Linked DNA regions of Homo sapiens: region 1 is linked to region 2. The links are chromatin contacts, found by Hi-C or POLR2A ChIA-PET in ENCODE. All regions are on one chromosome and are shown on one strand. Each heading gives the region's core, a stretch centred on a gene start or an enhancer-like site at or near the end of the contact. The rest is flanking DNA. Distances are from core to core; before and after follow the strand shown. Region 1 holds the start of GCH1 (GTP cyclohydrolase 1). Region 2 holds the start of MAP4K5 (mitogen-activated protein kinase kinase kinase kinase 5).

What was found. A loop is a pair of places that touch in the nucleus more often than their neighbours do. ChIA-PET counts read pairs that join two places held with the same protein, here RNA polymerase II (POLR2A). Pooled maps may share reads with other maps.
Region 1: a loop to region 2 is called in a pooled map, with 2.7 times the contacts of the local background. The contact joins the promoter of GCH1 here to the promoter of MAP4K5 in region 2. A Hi-C loop is called at or near these places in 2 of 50 pooled maps. POLR2A ChIA-PET finds 5 or more read pairs at or near these places in 2 of 52 experiments (BJ and CD4-positive, alpha-beta T cell).

The regions. Positions count from the first base shown.
Region 1 is chr14:54,900,034-54,904,446 of GRCh38, reverse strand. It overlaps GCH1 (GTP cyclohydrolase 1), which reads left to right and starts at 1,621. Exons shown (of 6, transcript NM_000161.3): 1 at 1,621-2,126. The coding sequence starts at 1,784. RefSeq lists silencers at 1,267-1,906, 2,317-2,366, 2,377-2,436.
Region 2 is chr14:50,531,319-50,535,610 of GRCh38, reverse strand. It overlaps MAP4K5 (mitogen-activated protein kinase kinase kinase kinase 5), which reads left to right and starts at 3,042. Exons shown (of 33, transcript NM_006575.6): 1 at 3,042-3,163; 2 at 3,453-3,669. The coding sequence starts at 3,562. It also overlaps a transcript of ATL1 not described here. RefSeq lists a silencer at 2,719-3,348.

The DNA.
Region 1 (4,413 bases), core at 372-2,871, 4.4 Mb before region 2:
TAGCCAGTCTCATAACCCGCTCTTAAATAAATAGATTAAAATTTAAAAATAAATAAATAAATAAATAAATAAATAAATAAATAACCCCACTGATATGAACATTTCTTCCATTTTGGAGTAAAGGTGCCTACAAGGCTAGGCAATGTCCATATTTCTTTCCTGAATGTTTCCAACGGGGCTGCGCCTAGAGCAGATGTATCATAAATACTAATTACTTATTATAATGACCAAGCTACATTGTTAGCATAGAATAATTCCACAGGCTTCCCTATTGGTTTGTTTGATCCTAAGCCTATTAATACCTGCTTCTATGTCAGAAAATCTACATTAGGCCAGGCATGGTGGCTCACACCTGTAATCCCAGCACTTTGGGAGGCCGAGGCAGGTGGATCACCTGAGGTCAGGAGTTCGAGACCAGCCTGGCCAACATGGCAAAACCCCACCTCTCCTAAAAATACAAAAATTTAGCCGGGCATGGTGGCAGGTGCCTGTAATCCCAGCTACTCAGGAGGCTGAGGCAGGAGAATCGTTTGAACCCAGGAGGCGGAGGATGAAGTGAGCCTCAAAAAAAAAAAAAGAAAAAAAATATTATTTTGATACATGTTTTAAAGCTCACCTTCGGCATTATGAGATAATCCCTCAAGTGAGGAAAAAGGTCCATTTATTAATCTCAAAGAAAACAGTTACAGCAGATGTCACTGGTTAAGAGTTCAGTTGGTGAATAGCATTTCACAATTTGTACCAACATCTGGGGAAAGACGCTTTGCATGGAACTGTAAAACAATTGAGCACCAAATCTGCACAACTGCGTTTCTAGAAAATGCGATGGGTTTTATAGAGATGAGGTCTTGCTATGTTTTCCAGGCTGGTCTCGAACTCTTGGCCTCAAGCGATCCTCCCGCCTCGGTCTCCCCAAGCGCCGGGAGTACAGGCGTGAGCCACCGACGGAAATGGATTTTAAGTGAAAGTCCTATCTTCGTTTGCAAATCAATTTTTCCAGGATCAAAGTTCTAGCAACCATAAATCCTATCCTTCTAGACATAGGGACCCACATAAGGGCCACTTGATGTGACACTTGCCCCGACAGCGGTGCCACCTGGCCCCTAGGTGGCAGGTGCGTTTTTAACTAAACCCAAGAGTCTGAAGTCACATTATTCTCTTGCCTTGAAAGCTTAAGAGTTGGTTCCTAATCGGTGGCTTAACTCGGTCTCTCTCCAGGCAAGGCCACCTGTTTGCTGATCTTTCACAGGGCGAGGGGACCGGAGCCCTTCAATGCAGCGCCCTCTTGGCCTGAAGAGGGGGCGACTGGGCGCCCAGACCGCGTCTTTCTCACTGAGATCCCAGCTCCTGGACGACTGCCTCTTTTCGGGTTCGGCTCATTCCGCAATAAGTGGAGGGGTCCCGCCTGATCCTAGGGGCCGGCGCCCTTTTCCTTCCCTCCCTGCGCTTGCGAACCCCTCCGGGCGTCTCCGGAGCCGCGACCCCTGCTGGGGACCCCGGGGGCGGGAGGCCGAGGGGCGCGGCGAGGGCCGTGACGCGAGGCGGGGCCGGCCAATGGGAGCGCTCCGCGGCGCAGGCTGAGCCGCCGGGCCATAAAAAGGAGGCGCGGCCGGGCTTTCCAGCCTGTGGCCGCTCCCGGCTCGGAGTGTGATCTAAGCAGGTTGCGTACCTTCCTCAGGTGACTCCGGCCACAGCCCATTGTCCGCGGCCACCGGCGGAGTTTAGCCGCAGACCTCGAAGCGCCCCGGGGTCCTTCCCGAACGGCAGCGGCTGCGGCGGGTCCATGGAGAAGGGCCCTGTGCGGGCACCGGCGGAGAAGCCGCGGGGCGCCAGGTGCAGCAATGGGTTCCCCGAGCGGGATCCGCCGCGGCCCGGGCCCAGCAGGCCGGCGGAGAAGCCCCCGCGGCCCGAGGCCAAGAGCGCGCAGCCCGCGGACGGCTGGAAGGGCGAGCGGCCCCGCAGCGAGGAGGATAACGAGCTGAACCTCCCTAACCTGGCAGCCGCCTACTCGTCCATCCTGAGCTCGCTGGGCGAGAACCCCCAGCGGCAAGGGCTGCTCAAGACGCCCTGGAGGGCGGCCTCGGCCATGCAGTTCTTCACCAAGGGCTACCAGGAGACCATCTCAGGTCAGTGCGCCCGCGGGCTGCTAGAGCGTGCGGGCGGCGGGGGCGGTGCTTGCAGGAAACGCGCGCCGGCTCCAGGAAGTTTCCGGAGTTGCCTCACTTTTGGCGCAGGAAGCCGGGCGCTGTCACCTCCGAACCCGCCCTAGCCTGCCGCCCTGCCGAGGCCCTGCGTGGGGCACAGTCGGGGCTTCCTGGGTGGCAGCGACCTCTCAGCCCCGGAACTCGCTGCAGCCGCCTTCCAGGGGCCCTTCCCGCTCCCAGCGCGCAGCCCTCCTAGAACGCCCCGGGTGGGCGTGGACGGGAGCCCGGAGCCCTCTCGCCTGAGCGCCCAGCGCGGGATTCTCGGGGTACCTGCGGTTCCAAACTTGCCCACGATAAGGATCACCTGGGCACTTGCTGCGGCGACGGCTTCCTGGGTAGTTCCTTATTGAGATCCCATTGTCAGGGTGTGTATCTGGATTGAAGCCTCGGCGCGATCCTTCCCCGAAACCTCGGGGACCTGCATTCCCACTGATTTGCCAGGGGATCGGAGTCTTAGAGTTGTGCTTTTTTTTTTGTCCACCTCAAGTTTACTCCAGTTCAGGACATTTACAAAATTCGGCACAATTTTGGGCACGGGCTTCCCCGGAGTTTGAGGTGTGAGGTTGATTGGGTGAGTTTGCTGCTGAAATCTGTTTCCTCCCCCCACCCCCAACCCCGCAAAAAGCAGTAAAGCTACTCCGGGATTCGGAGGGCTCCGTGGGTTCCAGGACTCAGTCTCATCCCCGCACCCTCCCACCCTAAAATAAAGCCGGGTTGACCCGGTGCTGTTAGCGTCTGAGGCGTGTCGGCTTTTCACCCAGAGGGTGGGGATGCAATCAGTGTGGGTAGGATGCAAGATGGGGTGATGGAGAGTGGAAAATGGGGACTTTGCTGCCTGTTGGCCAGAGAAGCAGTATTGGTCTGTGTTTAAAAAAATAAAGCTTCTGGCTTCTACAGCTGGGACCAAAGACATTATTTTCCAGTCTACACCTTCCGTGTGTCTTGGTGACATTTATTTATTTGCCCTAAGAAGCATTCTACCGTTCACTGTTTTTTGAAAGAAAAACAGTGCGCTGGAAAGGCAATCTCCCTGCCCCAGTTATTTCTCTGAAGGAGTGTAGAGCGATTCCACCAAATAGACCCTGGGAAAAAGAAAGTTATTTTTTGCCCAGTCTTCCACACCCCAAAGGAAGGGTGGGAAATCAGAATGTGAAAGAGACGGGGCCCCAAAAGGAAATGATGCTACACTCTAAAACCGGCAGTGACTTCTAGTTCTGTTTCCAAATTCACTTTTTTTTACCCCTCAATTGCAAAAGTTTGGAATCTCAGAAGAGATTTCAAAATACAAAGACTGAAAAATAAACTTTCAGTTTTCTGTGGGATCAGCTCTTTGGAGGTCTAGGGCTTTAAATTTGTGTGTGTGTGTGTGTGTGTGTGTGTGTGTGTGTGTGTGTGTGAGATATTTCACAATGTAATGAAATGTCTTCTTAAGGCCTTACTCATTTTGCCCCTTGCAGACACAGAAAGTGGTTTACTTCACAGCATCGGCCAGGCTTTGGGAATCCTCCCTTAAAGAGAATTCATAGGACAGTGTTCTGTAATCTAGCATGGATCTAATTACCCAAAGAGAGAGGAATTTCTGACCCTGAGACAGGTCACAGAATTATCTAAAGTGACTCACAGATTTACTTGAGAAATGGTTAGCTGAAATATCTCATGAGCGAAGATTCATTTAAAGAGGATTAATAACTGCAAAGAACACATCATTCCACATTAGAAAACTGTTCTGGTTGGCCGAGCTCGGTGCTCACGCCTGTAATCCCAGCACTTTGGGAGGCCGAGGTGGGCGGATCACCTGAGGTCAGGAGTTCAAGACCAGCCCGGTCAACATGGCGAAACCCCGTCTCTACTAAAGATACAAAAAAATTAGCCGGGTGTGATGGCGGGCGCCTGTAGTCCCAGCTACTCGGGAGGCTGAGGCAGGAGAATCACTTGAACCCAGGAGGAGGAGGTTGCAGTGAGCCGAGATTGCACCACTGCACTCCAGCCTGGACGACAGAGGGAGACTCTGTCTCCAGAAAAAACAAAAAAAACAAAAAAACTGTTCTGGTCAAGTTTTACTATTTAAAAAGTCCATGGGCCGGGCGCGGTGGCTCACACCTGTAATCCCAGCACTTTGGGAGGCCGAGGCGGGCGGATCACCTGAGGTCAGGAGTTCGAGACCAGCCTGGCCAACATGGGAAAACCCATTCTCTACCAAAAATACAAA
Region 2 (4,292 bases), core at 1,793-4,292:
GACAAGTGGCCCTAATTAGTAAAACAATAGTTTAATAATAATTATTTAAAAATCCAAATCATAATTGTGGCAATGTCTTCCAACATTTAATTGATTTCTGTTTAACAGATCTATAGAGCAGTCAACTGAATCATAGAGTTACATGTTGAAATTAGTTTATGTTGGCAGATTAATCAGGAGATTACCAGATTGCTTAAATCTGTATGTTCAATAGACTAAAGTTATTGTCCTTATGCTCTGTCCTTTCACACTTGAAGGTTTAATTAGCCATTTTGTCTTGGATAATAAATTGTGAACCTTAGCTTTATATAAGATAAAGCATTTTATGTCTCCCAATTCTTTTTTATTCAGCCTTGGCTAAAGTTAGAGCTGAAATTAGAGGCCACAGATTACAGTCAGCATTTTACTGAAGAACTTTCAAAGAAGGGAAGTACATTACAAAGCATGTGGCAAACCATTATCGTATATTATAATGATAAGGGTAAAAGCTGAAAAATATTTATGTGTCAGCATGAAGATACTAAGAATGCATGACAATTAGGTTGGAATGAAGGACCTATCAAGCCATATTTATTCTTATTCCATACCTTGTCATATGAAACTGGGTGGTTTGTAAGAAACTCTCTGGTCAGTTACCATGACATAACTAACATATTATTACATAAACTTCAACCTTGAAATTGTTTGCTTAATTGTCTAGGATGTAAAATTAAATTTACTCAGTGTACATTTAAGTAAATTGAATTTGCATTTCTTTACAAAGCAACCCACTTCACTGATCTTGTTAAAATTAACTCAACCAGTATTTTAAAAATCCTTAAGATTCTTTTGGAGTTAGTATAAAACAAATGTTTTCCTCTTTGCATGAATTGCAGTACAAGTAAAATAATGATTATAGCAGACACATAGAGTCTCGACTTTTTAACCACCACATAGAGTCTTGACTTTTTCCATGCTATCTGCCTCTAGGTTGATGGTCAAAGCATATGGATCTGCCATTACTGGCAACATAAAATATCCGCACTCCAGGGTCTTGTTGAAGCCTATGACCTCAAACATTTCACTGCCTAATTCATTTTAAATGCTGTATTTCAAGAATAACATGCTTAAAGGATTGTCAGGATATTTGTCCTCGTCTCAAACTGGGCATTCAGTTTCTACTTTATGAAGAAGGCTCATTAAATAAAATTTTTGGAAGTCTTTGCATTAGGAAAATATATGCCTCTTCTTGATCAATTGGTTACTCTTGATCTCAAAAACACTATAAAATCCTCTGGTTGGCCGATTTGTCACACTGTTCTGGTTTCGTATTTTCCTTCTCTTTAACGTCATACTAGTTTGCCCACTTATTTTTATCTTGTTTTATAGTAAGTGTTTTCTGTGTGCTGCCTGAAATTCCCTGGAGTAACGCAAGTGTAAACATGTAAGAATAAATATATTTCAGACTAGATAAAGGATCAGTGCTTATATGGCCAGAGGAAAAAAATCTCAAATGAATCTATGACAGTAAACAAGTGCTAAGATACCAATAGAACATTTGAAGAGATTTTGAGTCATCGAAGCCAAAAGTATGTGCCCACCAAAACAAGTGCCAAGAATCTTTGAAAGAAGGAACTGTTCTTCAACAATTTTTTCAATGCAGCAAACACATAGGCTTTGTCCATGGAGCATGTAAGTCTGGGCTTACTTATGTTCCCCAAATAAGTGCCCTTTGTGTGTGGAGCACAAGAAAATACATATATGCCCTGTCCTGTTAAGGTGCGAATTTAATTTCTACATTATACAATTATCAACAATAAGGAGTATTGTCAATTACTCCTTATTATACATTATACAATTATCAACAATAAGGAGTATTTTAATTCTCAAGAGCAGAATTAAAAATTGGATGTTCAAAGCCACAAGCCAACATCTCCAACTTGCTCTTTTATGATGTTTCAGTCACTAAATGCAGTGGCTGAGTGTTATCTGGCTTTTCTGTTCAAATTCTCTATGAGGCTCTAGAAATAACTTAGCCAGTATAATGTAACACTGGCAACTTAATTTCTACCTTCAGAGCAAGACTGGAACTGAAACTGCAAAACAGCTTGTGAAATATCAGCCAAATTACTTCCCCGAACTCCTGTTCCATATATGCTGTGCATTGTTAAGTATTTTAAGACCTCTTATATTCGATAACCCCCCTTACTATCCTGTAAAACGCTTTATAAACACTTTCCTGGGTGTCAGATGCAAAATCTTACCCTCTTCAAGCTGCAGATAAGGACACCGAGATGTTGCCAAATATGCTGTTTTGTCCCAGAGCACATACTGAGGAAGTGGTAGAACCAGAACCAGTCTGTGACCCCTTTGTTTTACTTTTGCGGAACTCCTGGTCTCATTAAAGGTGCAATACCAGCGATGAGACACTGCGTGTGCCCAACAGGGACAAAGGTCATTGAGCAGTCCTAGGAATTCAGACTTTCAGAAATGTCTCAGAAGAACTAAGTAGAAGGCAGGTTGTGCAGGTGTGCAGTGCAGCCTCAAACTGGTACCACCGGGATCGGTTTGCAAAACAGGAAGGTGCAGTAGGGTGTGCCGGGACTTAGTTAACCTGGCACTCCCCCACCTCCTTCCCCGGCGCCCCGCTGCCAGGTTACTTCTGGCCCGGTGCCCTTAACGTACCTTTTCCGTGTTTAACTTGGAGGGCTACGTTCCCATCGCCCTTCTTCCTCTACCCGTCACCCTACAGGCCTACCTGACAAATGTGGGGACGGTTTAGCCAAGGCCCGTTGGCCCACGAATGCCCAGGCGTGTGCCTTATTTCTGAGAGTGGGAGGGAGACAGCCCAGGCCCTGCAAGGACGCGCCCGGCTAGGGGGGCGCGGTGGCGCGGTCGGGAGGGTGTTGTGTTCTCAGCAGGCCTCAGGGCGGCACTCTGGTTCTGCGGCCGGAGTGCTCGGGCGGGCCGCTGGGCGCCGACCCATGCTGGCTGGGAACGTGTCTCCCGGTGACGCAGCCCCGGGTGGGGAACGTGGTGCGGCGGCGGCGGCGGCGGCGACTGTACGCGCCTCCGCCGCCCCCGAGAGGACGCGCCGTGCAGCGGCTGAGTGGCGGCGGCGGCGACGGCAAACCCGGAGCTGCCGGCCGGCGCGCGGGAGGAGGACGCGGGTGCGGTCTAGGAAGTAGGTCCCGGGCTCCGCGCTCAACAAAGACGGGGCCGCCCCCATTAGGTACGGAGCCGGCCCTGGGCCCCGGCTGGCGGGGAGGCCTCGTCGGGCAGTTCGCGGGCGGCCGGGGAGGGGGAAGGGCCGCAGACCGAACGGGGATACGGGGCGCCGGGGGCCCTTCCAGGCCCCTTTCTCTTCCACGGCCCCTGGCGGGACGGAAGGGAAGGGGCCGGGCCGCGAGGGCGCGGGCCGCTGGGGGTCGTAGCCTGCGACGCCAACCAGCCTTTGCTCGTCCCTCGTGCAGACGGAGCTGCGGGCGGAGGCTCCATGTTGGGAAGCGGCGCCGTTCGTGCTTGTTAGCGGGAATCCGGGAGCCGCGGGGTGAGCTGGCGGGGGCCGGGCCCTAAGTGAAGATGGAGGCCCCGCTGCGGCCTGCCGCGGACATCCTGAGGCGGAACCCGCAGCAGGACTACGAACTCGTCCAGAGGGTCGGCAGCGGCACCTACGGGGACGTCTATAAGGTAAGTGAGGCTGGCCGTGCTTTTTTCCTGCGGTCGACTGGGTCCCGGGAATGGGGCCACTTTCCTGCGAAGTATTGGGGCGAGAGGAGGATGCTTTTATTGTTGCCTCTTGGGGAGAAAGCGGCCGGGGTCCCTTTTACTCGGTTCTGAGCACCCTCGACTCATGGCTTGTTCTAATCGCTACCAACAGGCAGAACTAACCACACAGTTGCAAACCGCTGTTGCACTTTTTTTGTGGTTTAAAGGCTTTTTAATAGGGCTTATTTATGGTATTGAAGGGAATTTGAATCTGCTTGTGGAATTACACCGAAGGATGCTCTAGTGTTAGCATGGAAAAATGCTTCATGGAAGATAGACAGGAAAGAATATTGACATTCAGACATTTGCATTTTTTTAAAAAAATTTGTTTCAATGGATGAGTTTGACTAAAAAAGCCATATGAAACCCTGTCTCTGAGCTTTAACTGTAAGCAAACTAATATTGGTGACATTTATGCAAGCATTATCCCATATAAAAAGATGCTTTTCCTGGTGGAAGTTTGATCGTTTGTTTTTGGTTGGCGATAAAAATGTGATATTAACTTGCTGGGTTTTGTTTTACTTTAGCGGTTCCTTTCAGGGATT